2 separate regions of the Homo sapiens genome follow, and region 1 is linked to region 2. Evidence: chromatin loops called from intact Hi-C (ENCODE). Cell type or tissue: PC-9. All regions are shown on one strand. Each heading gives the region's core, and the rest is flanking DNA. Links, peaks and the distances in the headings are about the cores only.

Region 1 (10,435 bases), core at 4,776-7,275, 900 kb before region 2:
CATTTAGCAAAAATCCACTGACCCTACTTGCAATTCATGACAATAATAGCATGACCAGGAAACCAGGCGGCCCTATTATCATAAAGAAAGCCAGGCCCTGCATGATAAATTAGACCTAAAATATAGTAGGAACATAACTAAGAAAAGGGTTTCGGCATGTTTAGCAGGGAGCAGTTCTGTTGAGCAGAGGTAATTCCTGAAACTTCCTAGACATATGAATCAGAAATAGGGTTGCTAGATTTAGCAAATAAAATACAGGATACTCAGTGAAATTTGGTTTCAGATATATTGAATAATTTTTAGTAAGTGTTAAATATTAAACATACTTATACTAAAGAATTGATTGTTTATCTGAAATTTATATGTATTTAGACATCCTGTATTTTATCTGGCAACCCTAATGAGAAATATTCACTGAAACACTGGAGTTAACTGAGTTGAATCTTCCTATCCCTAGTGCTCACCTTAGTATATCAAAGCCGCTCAGTTAATTTTTGTGTTGGTTTTCTATTACTGCCGCAACAAATTTCCACAAACTCAGTGGCTTAACAGCAACACAAATGTATTATTTTAGAGCCCTGTGGGGTAGAAATCTAACATGAGTCTTACCAGGGTAAAATCAAGGTGTTGTCAATGTCGTGTTCCTTCTCAAGGCTGAAGCTGAGAATCCATTTCCCAGCCTTTACCAGTTTGTAGAGACCACCTACATTCCTTGGTTTACACTGCCCTTCCTACATCTTCTAAGCCAGATAAGGCAGCTGAGTCCCCACAATGCAGCATTCTGACCATCTTCCAAGGCACATTTTCTGCTGACTCTCTTCTAGCTCCATTTTCCACTTAAAAGGACCCTTGGATTATCCATGTGGAAACCCATGGATAATCCAGGATAATCTCTCTATTTTAAGGGCAGTCAGTTAGCAACCTGAATTCCCTTTTGCCACATAACCTATCATATTCACAGCTTCCAGTGATTAAGACATAGCCATCTTGGGAGTGTGAGGGAGGGCATTATACTGCCTATCACAATGATGAAAACATATTTGTCTTGAATTAGGCAATTACCTTAAAGCTGCCTCATCCCAGGTGATTTGGTCTCATCCTCTCCTAATTGGCTAATTATGTTCATTCTTTAATAGGATGCAAAGGAAGCAGATTCCATTTGACTGAGAAATCAAACATTCTATCGGGGGTGGGGGTTGGAAAAAGGCAGTTCAAGACTACACAGAGATGTTGGTGGCGGCGTTGGAAAAAGGCCATTCAAGACTATACAAAGATGTTAGTGAGGAAAAGCCCCAACATACCAAAACCAAGCAATTTTATTTGTTCTTTTAGCATCATTGTCTTAATGAAGAAACATGGAATCCCTGTGATAGTGACAGGAGGCAGAGAAATTCTAGGCAGACCGAGGTGAGTCCCTGGCAAAACCTTACCTTTGAGCCAAAAAGCCTGGAATCTGTGGCCCAAAGTGAGAACTTCCATCTCTGTGTGCCTGCTCTCTCCCAATTGGTTCTTTGTGAATAATGTCTTTTTACCAATCGAATGTTGCCTTTTCCAAGATTACCTATGGCCTACTCTGCTCCCTATCCTGTGCCTATGAAGACCCCTGACTCAGCCGGTGGAGAGGAAAAGTAGATGGATGCTGGAAAGAGGCAACTTGACTTCAGAAGAGAGAGGCAGAGAAGTGGCCTGACTTCAGGGGAGAGTGACCTGCCCTCCCCATCCCCTTTCTAGCTCCCCTCTTCCCTGAGAGCCACTTTCATTGCTTAGTAAAATTCTCCACATTCACCATCCTTCAGTTTGTCATGACCTGATTCCTCTTGGACACTGAACAAGAATTCGGGAAACACCAAGTGCAGATACCCAAAAAGGCTGTCACACTGGCCCTTTGCCCTTGCTGGCAGAAGATAGCTGCCCCACGCGATGAGGCAAAGGGCCCACTGAGCTAATAACATGCTGCTGTCTGCATGACGGTGGAGCTAAGAGAGCCTTGTAGCATGCTCTCTGGGGCATTGTGGTCACAGGCACCCCCACCTGGACGCTGCCACAGGGCCTGCACAGTTTGCTCCTGCTGGGGCTAAAGCAGCCTGCCGGTTCCTACACTCACTCATTTTGGTTCACACACTCATTCTCTCGCTCACTCCCTCCTGCAAGGGGTTGAGTGGGGTGGGCTGAGTAAATAGCTCCCCTGCCACTAGTCCCACGAAGGGGTCAGAAAAATATCCTGCATCTCCTAGACTGTATCCATTCATGAGACTAGTATATAAAATGTAAGCAACAATTCTACAAATATGAAACTTTAGAAGAAAATAATTAAAACAAATGAATAGTATGGACAAATTTCTAATTTTTTTTGATTTATTATTTATTACAAAGCTTTATTTCTAGATAGACCCCAAACACACACACACAGACACACGGACACACACACACACACACACTCTTGGGTCACATATAAGTTTACAAGTTTGAATGGAAAATTACCTGAAGAAATTCCATTCTTATGACTCTGTTATATTGATATGACTCACTAGCTAAAGACATTCTATATATGTCAGGATATTCCCTATCAGCATCTGGAAAGATCTACATCTGTTTGACATAGAAGAAATGATTATCATTTTCTTGTTTAAACAGTGTGGCAATTAGAGAAAAAAAAAAGTTTTCTTTTCAAAGTTTTTGATCTAGACAGGTGTACATATCAGGTAATTAAAATTTCAGCTAAAGATTCCCTTTAGATAAGCAAACTTAGGTGATGAAGACATTTTAAAAATGATTCATTCCCTTTTTACAGCCGCTCTTTGTAAGTTCAATGATAAATTTCCGTGTTATGTAATCTTCCTTAAATTAAAACTCTTAATAACAATAAAAACTACTGCAATTATTGGTCACTCACTAAAAGCCACATTTTATTTTAGGTTCTATCCGTATTCTATGGTGAACTGTGGCATATTTAAAAGAGTTTTTAAAGTTTGAGGATTTTAAAAAATTTAATAGAATAACTCAATATAAATTAAATATAACTTCAAAGAAACAGATTGGTTTAAATTACTGAAATTGATAGGAACTTCGTTAACCAGATTCAGTCTTTATTGAATCCTTATTTTGTTTTGATTGAACTGGATTAGTAAGAGAAAGAGAGATGGTCCAAATCAAACAGAAACCAAGGGTTCATTTCAAAATACCATTTCTAGAGCTGTGTATAAATACCAATTTATTTACTTAACCTTTGGCATTTATGTCTATCCTCCTATTACATAACTGGCGTGCACCATTGTAAATGTGATGCTGTTTAAGAGTTTTTCCATTTAAATTGGAAATTTAAAGTCAAGTCTTCAGGGAACATTTGAGTGTTTCAAGCACTGATGACTTTTATTGCAGCTTTATCTTTGCCCAGTCTTTGAAAATTTTTTTCTCTATTCTATTTAGTATAAACAAGATCCACTTTGTGTCAGCACTCTGGAGATACAGATGAGTTAATGTAATTTTTCTACTTTAAGGTAAATGAAGTTAGAATTGTCTACTTTACTGTGAAAAATTCCAGTTTATCCATTTTCAAGCTCCTCTAAACCATCTAATCCCATTAATTAGAGTACTAAATCCTACATTCTTATGCTCAAGAATTTTGGAAAACATTTTAAACCTTTTTATTTTTAGTTTAACACTTTCCACCCCCACCCCCCACACCCCAACTGCTCAGTTAATCCTAAATTCCCCAGGCTCCACAGAGTAAATACAGTAATTTGTGGGATTTGTGGCTCTTTCAAATATCAGGTGAATTAAAAATATATATTTAAAAATCAAGCAAATTAAGTGAAAGTTCCTTAGAGGATATTTTGAGCACTTGATGACATGCCTTGGAGCCATGAAAGATATTGTGGTAGGGCAAAACGACTTCGAATGTAATATTCAGTTTTATTTTTCTCAGACTCAGCATTTCATTTGTTAAATGATCGTGATATCTGGAGAATCAAAACATGGTTGTTCCCTAGAAGCCCAAGACTTCCAAGTGGAATATAGGAACTGGTTCCTTTTAAATGCCCTCTTTGTTCCCCTCAACAAACAATTTATAAGCAATAGGATGGTGGTCTTCTGGCCAAAGCTTTACCAGAAAGCTCACTGAATCCTGGAATTCTTGAAAAATACATGTATTGCTTAAATACATTTAAGCCTCTAGAAGTTTATGGATGCTGAGTAGCTTGTCTGAGGTCTCCTGTTTGCACCATGACTGGCATCCATCTCTGAACTGTCTCCAAGCTGGGAAACCAATGGTGTTTCCCTCTCCTTTTGAATCAGGATAGCAGCCTTTAGAAAATTGCCCGCGTTTGAATCCTAGAACTGCCACTTACTAGCTCTGCAACCCTGGGTGAGATACTTAATCAATGACGCAGTTGTCCCACCTATAAAATGGGGATAGTATCTACCACATACATACAGGCTTTTGAAGTGAAATTGTAGTTAAATCATGTAAAGCACTCAGAACACTGCGTTTTATGCAGTAAGTTTTCCATAGGTGCTAGCTATAATTACTCATTTCATCCTTTATTATTTTAATTTGTTTTCCTAACCAGCTGGCTCCACCAAGGATTTGAGGTAGTTTACAATAAAGTCATAGATCTAATGGACAAAGAGAAAAATTCAAAACTAAAAGGATGAGGAGATGTTTTTTCTCAGGGAATGGTTCTGAGAAGCATTCATATGATTTTGATCAGAAGCAGTATCATAAGACAAGTGGATCTCGACAAACATGGGAAAATCTACATGACTCTCACTTATCCCCAGCTACTTCTAGATACAAAATATAATGACTAGTTTTCAAAACGTCCTATTTATTTTAACACTTCCTGTGAGAAAATGATGGCTTTTAATAGGTCTCCTAAATAATGATTTGGCATATAAAAATGCCTTAAATCCAGACTGAGAAATTAATGAGGTCATGAAAAAACAGTGTCTTTCTCTTTAGTCTTTTAGTATTTTGAGTAAATATGATGGGACCTTCGGTATTTATGACAGACGACACAACTGTTTGAAGAAAAGTTAATGATTATGGGCACGGTGGCTCATGCCTGTAATCTTAGCACTTTGGTAGGCCATGGTGAGCGGATCACTTGAGGTCAGGAGTTTGAGACCAACCTGGCCAACATGGTGAAACCCCGTCTCTACTAAAAAACAAACAAACAAGAAAACAAAACAAAACAAAAACTAGCCAGGTGTGGTGGCACATGCCTGTAGTTCCAGCTACTTGGGAGGCCAAGGCAGGAGAGTTGCTTGAACCTGGGAGGCAGAGATTGCAGTTAGCCAAGATCATGCCACTGTACTCCAGCCTGGGTGACAAATCAAGAGTCCAACTCAAAAAAAAAAGAAAAAAAAGATTACATTTTTCCCTTTTGCTGTATGTTTTTGAGTCTTGATCAAAGGACTATGACTTAGAAATTATTTTTTTTGGGTGCTTCAGGTACGAGCATTGTGATAATGGTTTCTATTAGCTGAATCATAAAGCTGTAGGAAGTACTCGGGTTGTCAGTTTATCCAATTTACCAATATACATTTATACTAAATAATGGATACATTACTAGAAACTAAAATGCTCATTTGTAATTTGTTGTTACGATTTTATTTTAGATGGTTAGTTTTGAATCACATTAAATGTTACTTTTATAGGAAAAAGAAACCAGAGCTATTGAAATCAATTTTATTTTTAAATCTAATTTCATTAGCATACAAACTGAATATGTATGTTCAATTTTATTATATATTTATAATTCTTTTATCTAATGCTGTGTATTCATCTAGAAAGGCTACAACTTCGTATCAAGCCTCGGAAACTCAAAATTGTCAAAAATGGAAGAAGGTTTTTAGCCACAAGGTGTCGTTGTTTGTCTTTTCTTTAGTGAGGTAACTGTGGCAACTTAGGTTCTCTAAAGGCTTATTGAATTAGGAAGCAGAATTTCTTTTACGGACAATAACTTAGGTTGTTGTCTTAACTCCTCTCATTCCATATATGATACAATTTCCAAAATTGTTTGCCAATTCTGTGTTTAATGAGCACAAGAGTCTAAAATAATACATGTTCTATGATGAGCTGCTTTATGGTTTAAAGTTTTTAAAATTTGAGATTTTTTTCCTCAGACATTTAATAAAATGATTTAATATGAATTAAACATAACTTCATAAAAAAACCAAATTGGTTTGATTTATTAAAATCAAACAGGGACTTCGTTAACCAGATTCATTTCTTTTTGAATCTTTATTTTGATGAAATTGTAAAGAAAAAAATTATAACAAATCAAATGGCATCAAGGTTTCACTTCAAAATGCCATTTCTAGAGATTTGTATAAACATATTTTCTCCTCAACCTTTGGCATTTATCTCTAGACCTTGTAGTACATAGCTGGTTCTCAGTATTGCAAACAGGGAGCTCCTCAGTTAGAAAGAGTATCTTAATAATTATGGCTACACAAAAGTTAATCAAAACATTTATACTCATAAAAAATTCCACAATGTCCTAGATTATTTCTTAATGTCTGATATTTTGGTTATCTGAGGAAATTTCAATGTAGATATATTGACCCAACCTTGATGTAAAGTAAAATAAGAAGTATTGGAGGTTTTGTTAAAATTCTAAAATCAGCTTATTTTCCATTAACAAAAAAGAGAACATCAATATCCAAGTATATTTATATAAATTGTAATATAATGGAAAAAATTTTAATAGCATATTTCCCAAGTACTGGACTTGTTAAATATGTCCAAACCAGCTACTTCTAAACTATATTACATAGAAAAATCATGTTATGGGTTGAACTGTGTCCCGCTAAATTTTATATGTTGAAGTGCTTACCACTAGTACCTCAGAAAGTGACCTTATTTAGAAATAGGGCTGTTATAGTTTGAAGTCAGGTAGCGTGATGACTCCAGCTTTGTTCTTTTGGCTTAGGATTGACTTGGCGATGCAGGCTCTTTTTGGGTTCCATATGAACTTTAAAGTAGTTTTTTCCAATTCTGTGAAGAAAGTCATTGGTAGCTTGATGGGGATGGCATTGAATCTATAAATTACCTTGGGCAGTATGGCCATTTTCATGATATTGATTCTTCCTACCCATGAACATGGAATGTTCTTCCATTTGTTTGTATCCTCTTTTATTTCCTTGAGCAGTGGTTTGTAGTTCTCCTTGAAGAGGTCCTTCACATCCCTTGTAAATTGGATTCCTAGGTATTTTATTCTCTTTGTAGCAGTTGTGAATGGGAGTTCACTCATGATTTGGCTCGCTGTTTGTCTGTTATTGGTGTATAAGAATGCTTGTGATTTTTGTACATTAATTTTGTATCCTGAGACTTTGCTGAATTTGCTTATCAGCTTAAGGAGATTTTGGGCTGAGACAATGGGATTTTCTAGATATACAATCATGTCATCTGCAAACAGGGACAATTTGACTTCCTCTTTTCCTAATTGAATACCCTTTATTTCCTTCTCCTGCCTGATTGCCCTGGCCAGAACTTCCAACACTACGTTGAATAGGAGTGGTGAGAGAGGGCATCCCTGTCTTGTGCCAGTTTTCAAAGGGAATGCTTCCAGTTTTTGCCCATTCAGTATGATATTGGCTGTGGGTTTGTCATAGATAGCTCTTATTATTTTGAGATACGTCCCATCAATACCTAATTTATTGAGAGTTTTTAGCATGAAGCGTTGTTGAATTTTGTCAAAGGCCTTTTCTGCATCTATTGAGATAATCATGTGGTTTTTGTCTTTGGTTCTGTTTATATGCTGGATTACATTTATTGATTTGCGTATATTGAACCAGCCTTGCATCCCAGGGATGAAGCCCACTTGATCATGGTGGATAAGCTTTTTGATATGTTGCTGGATTCGGTTTGCCAGTATTTTATTGAGGATTTTTGCATTAATGTTCATCAAGCATATTGGTCTAAAATTCTCTTTTTTGGTTGTGTCTCTGCCCAGCTTTGGTATCAGGATGATGCTGGCCTCATACAATGAGTTAGGGAGGATTCCCTCTTTTTCTATTGATTGGAATAGTTTCAGAAGGAATGGTACCAGTTCTTCCTTGTACCTCTGGTAGAATTCAGCTGTGAATCCATCTGGTCCTGGACTCTTTTTGGTTGGTAAGCTATTGATTATTGCCACAATTTCAGAGCCTGTTATTGGTCTATTCAGAGATTCAACTTCTTCCTGGTTTAGTCTTGGTTTAGTTAGTGTCGAGGAATTTATCCATTTCTTCTAGATTTTCTAGTTTATTTGTGTAGAGGTGTTTGCATTCTCTGAGGGTAGTTTGTATTTCTGTGGGATCGGTGGTGATATCCCCTTTATCATTTTTTATTGCATCTATTTGATACTTCTGTGTTTTCTTCTTTATTAGTCTTGCTAGCGGTCTATCAATTTTGTTGATCCTTTCAAAAAACCAGCTCCTGGATTCATTAATTTTTTGAAGGGTTTTTTGTGTCTCTATTTCCTTCAGTTCTGCTCTGATTTTAGTTATTTCTTGCCTTCTGCTAGCTTTTGAATGTGTTTGCTCTTGCTTTTCTAGTTCTTTTAATTGTGATGTTAGGGTGTCAATTTTGGATCTTTCCTGCTTTCTCTTGTGGGCATTTAGTGCTATAAATTTCCCTCTACACACTGCTTTGAATGTGTCCTAGAGATTCTGGTATGTTGTGTCTTTGTTCTCATTGGTTTCAAAGAACATCTTTATTTCTGCCTTCATTTCGTTATGTACCCAGTAGTTATTCAGGAGCAGGTTGTTCAGCTTCCGTGCTATTGAGCGGTTTTGAGTGAGTTTCTTAATCCTGAGTTCTAGTTTGATTGCATTGTGGTCTGAGAGACAGTTTCTTATAATTTCTGATCTTTTACATTTGCTGAGGAGAGCTTTACTTCCAATTATGTAACCAAAACAGCATGGTACTGGTACCAAAACAGAGATATAGATCAATGGAACAGAACAGAGCACTCGGAAATAATGCCGCATATCTACAACTATCTGATCTTTGACAAACCTGAGAAAAACAAGCAATGGGGAAAGGATTCCCTATTTAATAAATGGTGCTGGGGAAACTGGCTAGCCGTATGTAGAAAGCTGAAACTGGATCCCTTCCTTACACCTTATACAAAAATTAATTCAAGATGGATTAAAGACTTAAATGGTAGACCTAAAACCATAAAAACCCTAGAAGAAAACCTAGGCATTACCATTCAGGACATAGGCATGGGCAAGGACTTCATGTCTAAAACACCAAAAGCAAAAGCCAAAATTGACAAATGGGATCTAATTAAACTCAAGAGCTTCTGCACAGCTAAAGAAACTACCATCAGAGTGAACAGGCAACCTACAAAATGGGAGAAAATTTTCGCAACCTACTCATCTGACAAAGGGCTAATATCCAGAATCTACAATGAACTCAAACAAATTTACAAGAAAAAAACAAACAACCCCATCAAAAAGTGGGCGAAGGACATGAACAGACACTTCTCAAAAGAATACATTTATGCGGCCGAAAAACACATGAAAAAATGCTCACCATCACTGACCATCAGAGAAATGCAAATCAAAACCACAATGAGATACCATCTCACACAAGTTAGAATGGCAATCATTAAAAAGTCAGGAAACAACAGGTGCTGGAGAGGATGTGGAGAAATAGGAACAGTTTTACACTGTTGATGGGACTGTAAACTAGTTCAACCCTTGTGGAAGTCAGTGTGGCGATTCCTCAAGGATCTAGAACTAGAAATACCATTTGACTCAGCCATCCCATTACTGGGTATATACCCAAAGGACCATAAATCATGCTGCTATAAAGACACATGCACACGTATGTTTATTGTGGCACTATTCAAAATAGCAAAGACTTGGAACCAACCCAAATGTCCAACAATGATAGACTGGATTAAGAAAATGTGGCACATATACACCATGGAATACTATGCAGCCATAAAAAATGATGAGTTCATGTCCTTTGTAGGGACATGGATGAAATTAGAAATCATCATTCTCAGTAAACTATCGCAAGAACAAAAAACCAAACACTGCATATTCTCACTCATAGGTGGGAATTGAACAATGAGAACACACGGACACAGGAAGGGGAACATCACACTCTGGGGACTGTTGTGGGGTGGGGGGATGGGGGAGGGATAGCTTTAGGAGATATACCTAATGCTAAATGATGAGTTAATGGGTGCAGCACACCAGCATGGCACATGTATACATATGTAACTAACCTGCACGTTGTGCACATGTACCCTAAAACCTAAAGTATAATAATAATAAAATAGAATAAAATAAAATAATTTCTAGTAACAATAAAAAAAAGAAATAGGGCTGTTAGGGGGACACTTAAGATGAGGTCATGCTGGACCTTCTTCCCTATCCAACATGGCTGCTGTCCTTCTATAAAGGGGGAATTTTGGACAGACACACTGGGAGA
Region 2 (10,435 bases), core at 3,671-6,170:
GAAAACATATTTAAAAATTTATGCACGATTTCATCAACTTGTTTTTCATTATATTATATTTAGTTCAATTTTGCAACTAACAGACTCTCTATCAGAGTCATTAACCTGTGAACAGTATAAAGTATTTAACATGTAACTATAGATAATTTGATCCGAAACAATAAAAATGAACACTTTTCAAGAATATGGATACCTCTTTTGTCTAATTTTTTTAAAGACCAGATTTTACCAAAGAATCATGTTGTCTTCCTGACAAAAGTCATGCTACATTCCTGTTCTCATGGAAACTATTACATCTAGGATTACAAAGTCAGTGATATATCATTCAGAGAAGTCTTAATATATGCATTTCATTATAGGAAAAGCACAATGAGAAGGATGGTGAATGGAACTTTTCTACTAAGGATAGAATGAGAGAAGAAGTATTACTAACTAGAAAAATGATTTGGCATTAGTGTATTTGTAGTTTTTGTTTGTTTGAAAGACTTCTTAAAATCTGTTTATTGAATAAACCACTTTCACTTGACTTACCCATAGAGACTATTTCAAAATGGAATACTGATGTTTTTTTAAACCTATAATTTCATCTTTCTTTTTTCCTCCACAGAGTTAGACTGGAGTTTAGTGATAGAATAGTAGTAAACAAATAGGAATTGTTTTTTTTTTTGAGACGGAGTCTCGCTCTGTCACCCAGGCTGGAGTGTAGTAGTGCGATCTCAGCTCACTGCAACCTCCGCTTCCCGGGTTCAAGCAATTCTCCTGCCTCAGCCTCCCAAGTAGCTGGGGCTACAAGTGCCCGCCACCATGCCCGGCTAATTTTTTGTATTTTTGGTAGAGATGGGGTTTCACCGTGTTAGCCAGGATGGTCTCGATCTCCTGACCTCATGATCCGCCCCCCCTCGGCCTCCAAAAATACTTGGCCTCCAAAAATACGCCCGGCCAAGAAATTTAAGAAAATATTACTATTTGGTGTGTGATAATTAGTCTATCATTTTTAAAGTACCTATAATTTATATGTAATAGTGTTTGACACTTTTATATATTGACTGGCACAAAGTTCAGGAAAAAAACTTAGATTGAAAATTCCTTGCTAAATCAGCATGATGATTTTCTTCAGTAAGCTGGCCTTCACTAATTGCTTATGTGGTTCATATCATGACATCAGCAAAAACTCTGTACTGAAATACTGCCATAGAATCAGTCCAGGTCATCTGTAAGTACAAGTGTTAGCGATATCTATAGGTAATGGATCCCTAAACAAAATGTATAGGAATAAATGTAATGTGACCACACTAAGAATGGAAAGAAGCTTATTGGTAAACTGTGATTAATTAAGTCAATTTATACTACTATGGTTTAAAATACTTTCATTACTCTCATGATATTCATCATTTTCCATATCACTACATTGGTTATTTTTCTTTACATAGTTTATTTCAATATACTCTTGCTGACAGTTGCTTTCTGCCTTGATAAACTGATTTTCTAAATATATTCCTTCTTTGTAATTTTGTGTAATTTGCATTTTTAAATACGCATTCATTGGAATCCTAAATTGAATTAGACCATATTTACTGAACTATACTATAAATATTTAGTTTGTTTTTATGTTTCTTTATATTTGTATATTTGACCCCATGTGTTGTCTTATCAGGTTATCTCTGTTGATGCTCTTTATCCAACATTGTACTGCTCTGACAGTATTTAAAAATTCACTTGGGCAAACTGTTAACTGGAAGCTGGGTTGTGAACAGAAGCTGGCACTGTGAAAGAAAAGCAGAGCTGGACATAAGTTAAAGCAGTGAAGGCAAATTTTATTCAGGAACTATTGCACTGGGGACAGAGAGACCTCAGTATAGAACGGGGCTGCATTCTGAATACCAGGATAAGTGGGGATTTTGGATAAGTGATGGTCAGTGGGTGGAAAATTACTAGAGAGGAAACCTCGAAGGGATTCTGGCTAAACTGACTTAGCAAAATTCTTGCTGAATGCAGCCAGGGTGATAAGATACTGAATGTGGGGGGGATAAGAAATTTGATTAGATATCAAAGATAAGGGATTTTCGTTAAACTGAACCAGCAGAATTCTTGCCTAATTGAACTAACTAGGCCAAGAACAGAACCCAAGTTGGGGCCTAATCAAAAAGGGATCTCAGAGGAGTATGACCAGAGCGTGGTCCAGGAGAGAATCCTATCATCATCTATAGCCCATTCTGTGACATGAGGAATGAATTGTCTGAACACTTGTTCTTCAAACAATGAAGGAATACTAGTTAAAATGCATGTGACATTCACTCACAGTTCTGTAACCTAATGGCTCTTGATCTTCCAAACTGGTCTCTGTTCTTAAGCCGTTACAAAATCTCTATTTTGATGTCAGGTTCCTTTTCTTTCTGGGGGAAAAAAATAACTCTTCTAAATGATCTGTTACAGAAATAAGTATGTTTATAGAGTCTTATTTAAATGACTTCTCCCTCCCCAAAAAGCAAATTCCTACAGATTGACCTTGTTTGAAATACTTATTCTGTGGAAGATCAAGCTTACAGGTATAACATTGAATTTCCTAAGTGGCTAATCAAAGAAAATTGGAATGAAATATAAATCAAAAACAATAAATTTATTAAAATTGCCAAATTATTTGACAGATAATAGAAAATCCAAAAGCACAAATTTATTTTTAATTGCCAGAAAGTTAAAGAAGATTGATAATAAATTATTAGATCCTTTCTAAGAAACACTGCTTTACTCTATCACATTTTATTTGATAAATACCAGAATTGAAGCTGGGTGCTTCCTTTGTTCTCCTCTTTATCATCAGCAAATTTTTTGAGTCGCCACATTATTAGGCCATGAAAACTTCAATGGGTAACAAACAGAAAAGCTTCCTCCACTTTCAGGAGCAAAGCAAAACAGGAAATAATCTGCAGGAACCGTGTGTCATAGACAAGAGTTTTCTTTTATTTTCACTTTAGGTTAGTAATTCTCCTGGGTAATCAATAATCTCTAAGCAAGAATCAGTCTTTTCTAAAGTGATGGAACTTATATTGATGCATTGCATATAGTGGATTGAAATATCCTTCCAACTTAGGTGATTAATTTGTGTTTTTTCCTTCTTGAATGAAAAAGAATATGAGAAACAAATGAACATGTTATGTTATTTGCAATTTACTTTAAATCAAATATATTAGAATCCATTTACTGTTGCGAATTGGTTATATTTGAAATATCTTTTTATATTATCTGTGAACATTAATGAAAATGCTGGGGTAAATGAAAAAAGATGAAATTTCAAGTCACCAAATATACAACTAGGGAAATTATGTTCATATGCCTTATTCACCTAATGGATAATATAATTTCATTTCTGAAAAGAAACTTTAAAAAGTAATATTAATGTGCTAGTATAAGTCATGAGTTGCTTAATGACAGGAATATGTTCTAAGAAATGTGTCATTAGATGATTTGTCATTGTGTAAACACCATAGGGTGTATTTCTATATACCTACATGGGATAGACCACTACATCTAGGCTAGAGTATATGGGATAGTCTGTTGCTTCTAGGCTACAAACCTGTACAGCATGTTACTATACTGAATAGTGCAGACAACTGTAATACGATGGTAAGTATTTGTGTTTCTAAACATATGTAAGCATAGAAAAGGTACAATAAAAATATAGAATAAAAGGTAAAATGCAGTACACCTATATAGGGCATTTAACTTGAAAGGAGCCTGCAGACTGGAAGTTGCCCTGAGTAAGTGGTGAGTGAGTATGAAGTCCTAGGATATTATTACACTACTGTTGACCTTTTTTTTTTTTTTTTTTTTTTTGAGATGGAGTCTCGCTTTGTAGCCCAGGCTAGAGTACAGTGGCGTGATCTCAGATCACTGCAACCTCTGCCTCCCGGGTTCAAGCAATTCTCCTTGCCTCAGCCTCCTGAGTACCTGAGATTACAGGCGCCCACGACCATGCCCAGCTAACTTTTGTATTTTTTAGTAGAGATGGGATTTCACCACATTGGGCAGGCTGGTCTTGAACTCCTGACCTCAGGTGATCCATCTGCTTTGGCCTCCTAACATGCTAGGATTACAGGCATGAGCCACCATGCCCAGCCACACTACTGTAGAGTTTTTAAAGGCTGTACACTTAGGCTACAGTAAGTTTAATTTTTGAAATTTCTTTAATAATAATTAACCTTAGCTTCATAAATTTTTTACTTAATTTTTTACCTTTTAATATGTGTTATATATTGTATTCTTAAGCAACAAAATATAGCAAGTTCACCTGCTGTTATAAGCATGGTAAATCCCTAAGTGATCAAAATGTTTGATGCTTATCACTCAGAAATACAGTTAAAGAGTATAAAAGGTATTTAATGTGCAGTTATCTATTTTAATGTCATTATTTTGTCCTCTACTTCCTAAGTGAGGTGACCTGAACCACTTTGGTGTCTTTACTGATCATTATAACTACTAACCAAGTATATACTGAAAGGTTTTTACTAAATAAGAATATAATTACAGACAGCAACATACTATGTGCTGCATACTTTTAGTTTCAAAAACTCCCCTGAATTATTTAAAGAACAAGTATACATATCCAAAATTGTAATTTTTAAATTTCCTATAAATTTTAGATCATATTCAGTAGGTATCTAAGGTTGTTACATTTTTCAAAGATTATACATTCTTGTATCTTATAAATGCAGCTAGAACATAAGCCACTCTATGCCTAAACCACAAGAGGGCTCCCTCTCATTGGTTTCGGAATTGTAGATGTCATTCAAAAAAAACCATGAGGCTAATTTCATTAATGATTGGGGGCAAGATTTTGGCATAAAAGGGTGTTTTAAATCTTTTTAATACAACAAGTCAATATAAACCTTATACTTTAACAGCTTCATTAAACAGTTTTGTGGCAGAACTTTCTCAAAACCCTTATTTACAAGCAATGAAATGGAGCCTAAGGATATAAGGCAATTTTGTTCGAGGCTACTGATGCTAGTCACTGTTGAAGCCAGAACTATACTCTCCATCAGTCTCTGTTCTTGATCTTCAAATTGTAGTAAGAGGGTTTAGCAACTGTGAGATAAATGCTAATATCTTCCTGTGGAGACAATTTTACTATAAAGTTTGAAAGAAATACATACTAAAAATGTAAAATTAGAATGAGTATAAAATCTGAAACAGAAACAGAAAAAAAATTCAGTGTTACAGAAGAGAATATGCCATAGATACCTGTTTTGTCTTCCAATTACTTTCCAATTTCACTAAGGCTTCTTGGTGGAAATGTTTAACCATCGCTGGAAACCATGCTGCTCTCTTGAGCTAATTTAAGAAATAGAAAGACAGGGTACTGATGAGTATGTATATTAATTTCGAAGTCAAGAAAGCATGTGCAAGGGTCTCATTAGCATTTAGATCCCTAACATGAAGTTCCTGTTCCACTTCTCTGTGCTTCATTTGAAGTCAATGTACTCTTCCACACAGTTGACTGAATGCCAAAATGTTGGATATGCTAAATGTAGACACAACTTTACATGCAAAAAGAAGATGAAGAGACAAAGAGAATTCTCGCTTAGTTCTCCATTATTATAGCATATAAGAAACCTCTACCTTAAAATACTAAAACAACTGGTTTATTTGATTGAGTTAACCAGCCATTAATAGTATAAAGATTTAGCACCATGGTATCACATATATAAGAGATAGAATCTATGGAATATCAAAATATGTTGTCAAGATGGCCACGTTTTAGTTACAATTATATGTCATGTTCTTTGCCTTATTTCAACGTGTGACTTAAAATCTATACCTTCAAAGTAACAATAGTGTCTTAATTGCAATGTTTAAACCACAAAGCAAATATTTGTTAATTTAGGTGTGTTCTTTGACTGTTACTTTCTGGCTTTCAACATATGGCTAAATTTCATTCTTAATATCAATTTCTACTTAATAGTGAAAATATAAATATTTCAATTAGACATTAAAAACTTTTATCTCATGCATGAAACTAATTTTGAAAAGCATTTGGATAAGATTCCTTGATTCATCTCTCCTTTATGTCTTTCTGAAGAAAAATAAAATATACTGTAAATCAACATCTTAGGCACATGGTAAAATTATAATTTAGGAATACAAAATATAAATAATATGACCCTCCAATTTCAGAATAATCTAAAAACATAGGAATTGGCATCCCTAAAAACCATGCTAATCTTCTAGAATTGTAATACAGAAAAGCACATTTTGGAAAAAGAAAGGGAACATGAAATTATTTGAACTAGGCTAACCTTTAAAAGTTAATTTGGCCAGCACAGTGGCTCACGCCTGTAATCTTAACACTTAGAAAGGCTGAGGCAGGCGGATGGAGTGAGCCCTGGAGTTCAAGAGCACCTTGGGCAACATGGCAAAACCCCGTCTCTAATTAAATAAATATAATACATAAATAAATACGTAACAATTTTTAAAAAGTTAATTTGGGTGCCTCTTTGTTCTTCATTATTCTCCTTTGTTTTTTCCTAAGTACATGTTTATTGTTTAATAAATTTATGATATTTTTATTGCTTACTGGAGGTTTGGTATAAAGGTTGAAGCCATGAGTTTACTTTCAATTTCTGTGTATTCATTAATAATAAAATTTACTTAAAATGTTGCAGCTTATAAACTTTTTGGCAGTCATTTTCAAAACCTGAAAAACAAACACATAAATCAAATGATAGTCATGGTTGAAACAATCAGAAGGGTTTTCAATGAATAAAATAATTTTTGTGTCACTCTTTCTGACAAGTTAGAAACTATTGCAATAGACCAGGCACAGTGACTCACACCTGTAATCCCAGCACTTTGAGAGGCAGAAGCGGGTGGACCACTTGAGGTCAGAAGCTCAAGACCAGCCTGGCCAACATGGTGAAACCTTGTCTCTACAAAAAATACAAAAATTAGCTGGGTGTGGTGGCACAGTCCTGTAGTCCCAGCTACTTGGGAGCCTGAGGCACAAGAATCACTTGAACCCTTGAACCCAGGAGGCGGAGGTTGCAGTGAGCCAAGATTGCACCACCACACTCCAGCCTGGGAGATGAAGTGAGACTCTGTCTCAAAAAAATAAATAAATAAAAACAAACTCTTACAATAAAGTCAACAAGTCAGAAGTTTAATTGAAATATTTCAAGATAAATATATTGTCTTTGCTTCTTCCAAATTTATGCTTGCCCTAGGTCATCACAGGTTTTAAAATTTAGGAGATTAATTAGGTTCAAGGTCCCTGCTCAGTATGTTCAGTAGAGCCAGAGGGACACCTGTGAGGGGAAGAACAATACCACATTAAATTACACAATCGGGGCATTGAAAAGCATTCTAAACCTTGGGGGTGGATTCATAGTAGTCCAGTTACCTAGAAGTCATGTTAGTTTTCTATAGTCATCTCTAGTGAGGAATAAACAAAAACAAAAACAAAAAACAGAGTGCTTGAGGCCAAAATGGTATGCATTTTCCTTTCTTAGAAATGCTGGAAGTCATAGCCTCTCGCCTAGTATTAACCTGATTTAGTCACCGAGACCTTTACCCAGTCATAGTGAATGTGACTCCATGCTTGAAACCATGAGTAAGCTGTTCCTCATACAACAAGATGGATAGTTTTTACAGTCTTTCCATTAATGGGGTGAGTTAAAGTTTAGTAATGAGGATCAAGATCAACAGAAGACTTACACACATTCTAATTCATGTCTCTAATACCACATGACTGTAATTGCTGTATATACATGCCACCACTAAAACTGCAATCCCTAGAGTAAGGACCATTTATTATTTATTTTTGAAACCTCAAGCACTTGTCTAGTAAGTAATCAGTAGTATGTGGTCGTCTAATAAATGAATCAATGAAATATAGCCAGTTATCAAATGTTGGTTATAGTGGAAATTGAGACATACAATGGATTGTCAGGGTGACTGTAGCCTAGATTATTTAATCATTTTCTTAAGAAAATTAAATATAACTATTCTGACTGGATATAAGTATCAATTCTATTTATGGCTTATTTGTCTTGTGCCTGTGTCCTTCCACATTACAGGGAGTTATATTACCTTTCAAAACAGATACAATAATGCATTGCAGTGCACCACACCTCTCACATTGAGAATTTATGGACTTACACATGCCTTGAAGTCGGAAAGTTGAGAGTAAAAAAGAATCTGAATGACAATATAACCACAATTTTTTTATAGTACATTTCATGTGGTTAAAAAGATTATTTAAAAATACAAAATGGTCTTTTATTTGTCCCAGAAAGTGTTATTATTACAAGGCAAATTTTTACTCTGATCTCTAATACGTTAATCACATGTTCCCAAAATTATCACCACTCAAATTTGCAATTATCCAGATGATTTATTATGATTTAGTCTAAATATTATTATCAATCCAGATGATGTATTATGATTTAGTCTAAATATTATTGTCATGACAATTGCTGAGTTTGTTTTACTGTTTGGTGTTCCCCCAAATTCCCTCCAACTCTATCACGCCAGATTTTTTAACCTGGCGAAGCCATTTCGAATCAATGTGATCCTCTGATTTTTTGCTCTCTCACTCCAAAGAAAACCAGAAGAATTTTCTCCAAGCAATTCTGCCTAGTTTTTTTGTGAGGCTCGGATGTATTTATAAACATAACAGGAATGGAAGCTGCCAGCAGCACTGTGCTAAATGGGCTCAGCATACACGCCAACCATGGGGACGTGTAAAAAGCAAGTCAGTGAAAGATTTACTAACATTTGCAATGTGTTTCCTTGGTAACGAGTTCACACTTCAGGGGATAACTTTGAAAGCCACCTGAAACATTTTGAACATTTTAATCCTTTTACACCAATGAATTACAATAGAATATGTGCAACTTTGAATTTTAACAATCATTGTCCCAGTGGGGCTAGTGGGTAAATATCAAAAACATCTGCGGTAGATTCTGGGATCTTGGCAAATTACATCAAGATTCAATCATTGAAACAAAAATGGGAAGGTAAATCATATTCAAAATATGCTTGTCAGTAATGAGTGTGAATATAATACTTTGTATATGGTGTTTATCACACTTTTATACATTGAGGAGGCAGAATGAGGTCAACCAGATGTTGCATACGGGTTTCAAGTATCCACGTTTTCAACCTTTTCACACAATTTTACGTAGTAAAACAACCTAAAGAAAATGAAAAAAAAAAAAGTGTATCCAAACCAATAGAGATTTACACATAGCAAAGGTGAGAATGACATTGAAAACTTTCTCAGTGATATTATATAACAACGTAAGTCATCTTGCAGAAGAATTACTGTAGTATCTGGAGGCTAACTGTATTATGTCAATTCACCCCTATGATTCAGAACTTATGGCATATAAAAGATATGTTAATATTGCACATATCCCTTTGGAAATCACTGCGATTCATGATGATGTCACTGTATACAATAATATGTGCTTCTACAGTGATTGATGGTTCTAGAAAGATTTCAAAGAACAGTTAGTACCTGTTGATGTAACTGGTGACAAGGTAACCAATAATATTGTCACCTCATCATCCTATAGTATTTGTAGTCCTCTAGCTGTAGATAGTTGTGATGATGTGTATTCAAGACTGAATAGGACACCTATCCTCAAGAAAAATGAAATTAGGAGACAAAAGATGAGTATTGGATTATAAAATCATATCCATATAAATGTAATTACTGAGAACACAAAGGGAATTCTACCAAAATTGTTTTAAAAGGTAGCATAGAAAAGTGATTAAGAGACTGTTGGAGCCAAACTACCTAAATTAAAAAGCTGTTTGCACCATCTGCTAGTAATAGGTGGTACTACTAGCAGCATCTACTTTAGGCAATTTTTAAACCTCTTTTTGCCTTTATTTCCCCTTATTAAAATGTGGATACTTTTAAAAATTGTCATGAAACTTCAATGAATCAATATTTGTAAAAGACACACATATAAGACTGCCTGTTAAAATGAAATAAACAAATCACATTTTTATTTGTTAAACTCAGACTACAAGGAACAAATGCTCACTTGGATTAATTCAGGTAATACAAGTTAATTATTAAGATACAGAAAAAATGATGAAAATAATCTTGGCCATTGGGATATAAACTCCAGGAAGGTGAGTGCACTACTGTTCATTAATGTATCCTGATTTGGAATATGCACTTGGCCTGTAGGCACTTGATAAGTATTTGTGTAAATAATAGTGATTGAAGCATGGGAAAGCCAGTATTTCTAGATACTGGAAAGTCATTTAAAATATACACCAAAACACTAGCAATAATTAACTACCTGATTAGACCCTGAGAGCAAGCATACACTACTTCCTACTCTACAACTACTGAGAGGAGTAGGAGAAAGTCTTCACCTGACTTGTAGTTTCTCTACAATCACTTTCAGCTTCTTCTCTCACC

Evidence for each region. A loop is a pair of places that touch in the nucleus more often than their neighbours do. Peaks named below come from ENCODE experiments on the same cell type or tissue, not always from the same donor. Only the 100,000 strongest peaks of a DNase experiment are listed, where the experiment ranks them.
Region 1: a loop joins it to region 2, with 9 times the contacts of the local background. A loop is called at or near these places in 3 of 110 quality-filtered maps.

Annotation. Positions count from the first base shown.
Region 1 is chr4:175,532,479-175,542,913 of GRCh38, reverse strand. No RefSeq gene overlaps it. Among named protein-coding and RNA genes, the nearest start is that of GPM6A-DT, 250 kb to the left of the region's middle. In PC-9, for the core only: a CTCF peak has its summit at 5,835 (motif pointing right); no DNase peak of the experiment used is centred there.
Region 2 is chr4:174,626,669-174,637,103 of GRCh38, reverse strand. LOC105377551 (a long non-coding RNA gene) reads right to left here. Exons shown (of 4, transcript XR_939494.3): 1 at 9,515-10,435; 2 at 6,572-6,691; 3 at 5,239-5,328; 4 at 1,803-2,393. GLRA3 (glycine receptor alpha 3) reads left to right here. Exons shown (of 10, transcript NM_006529.4): 10 at 1-184. Among named protein-coding and RNA genes, the nearest start is that of HPGD, 110 kb to the right of the region's middle. In PC-9, for the core only: a CTCF peak has its summit at 4,780 (motif pointing right); no DNase peak of the experiment used is centred there.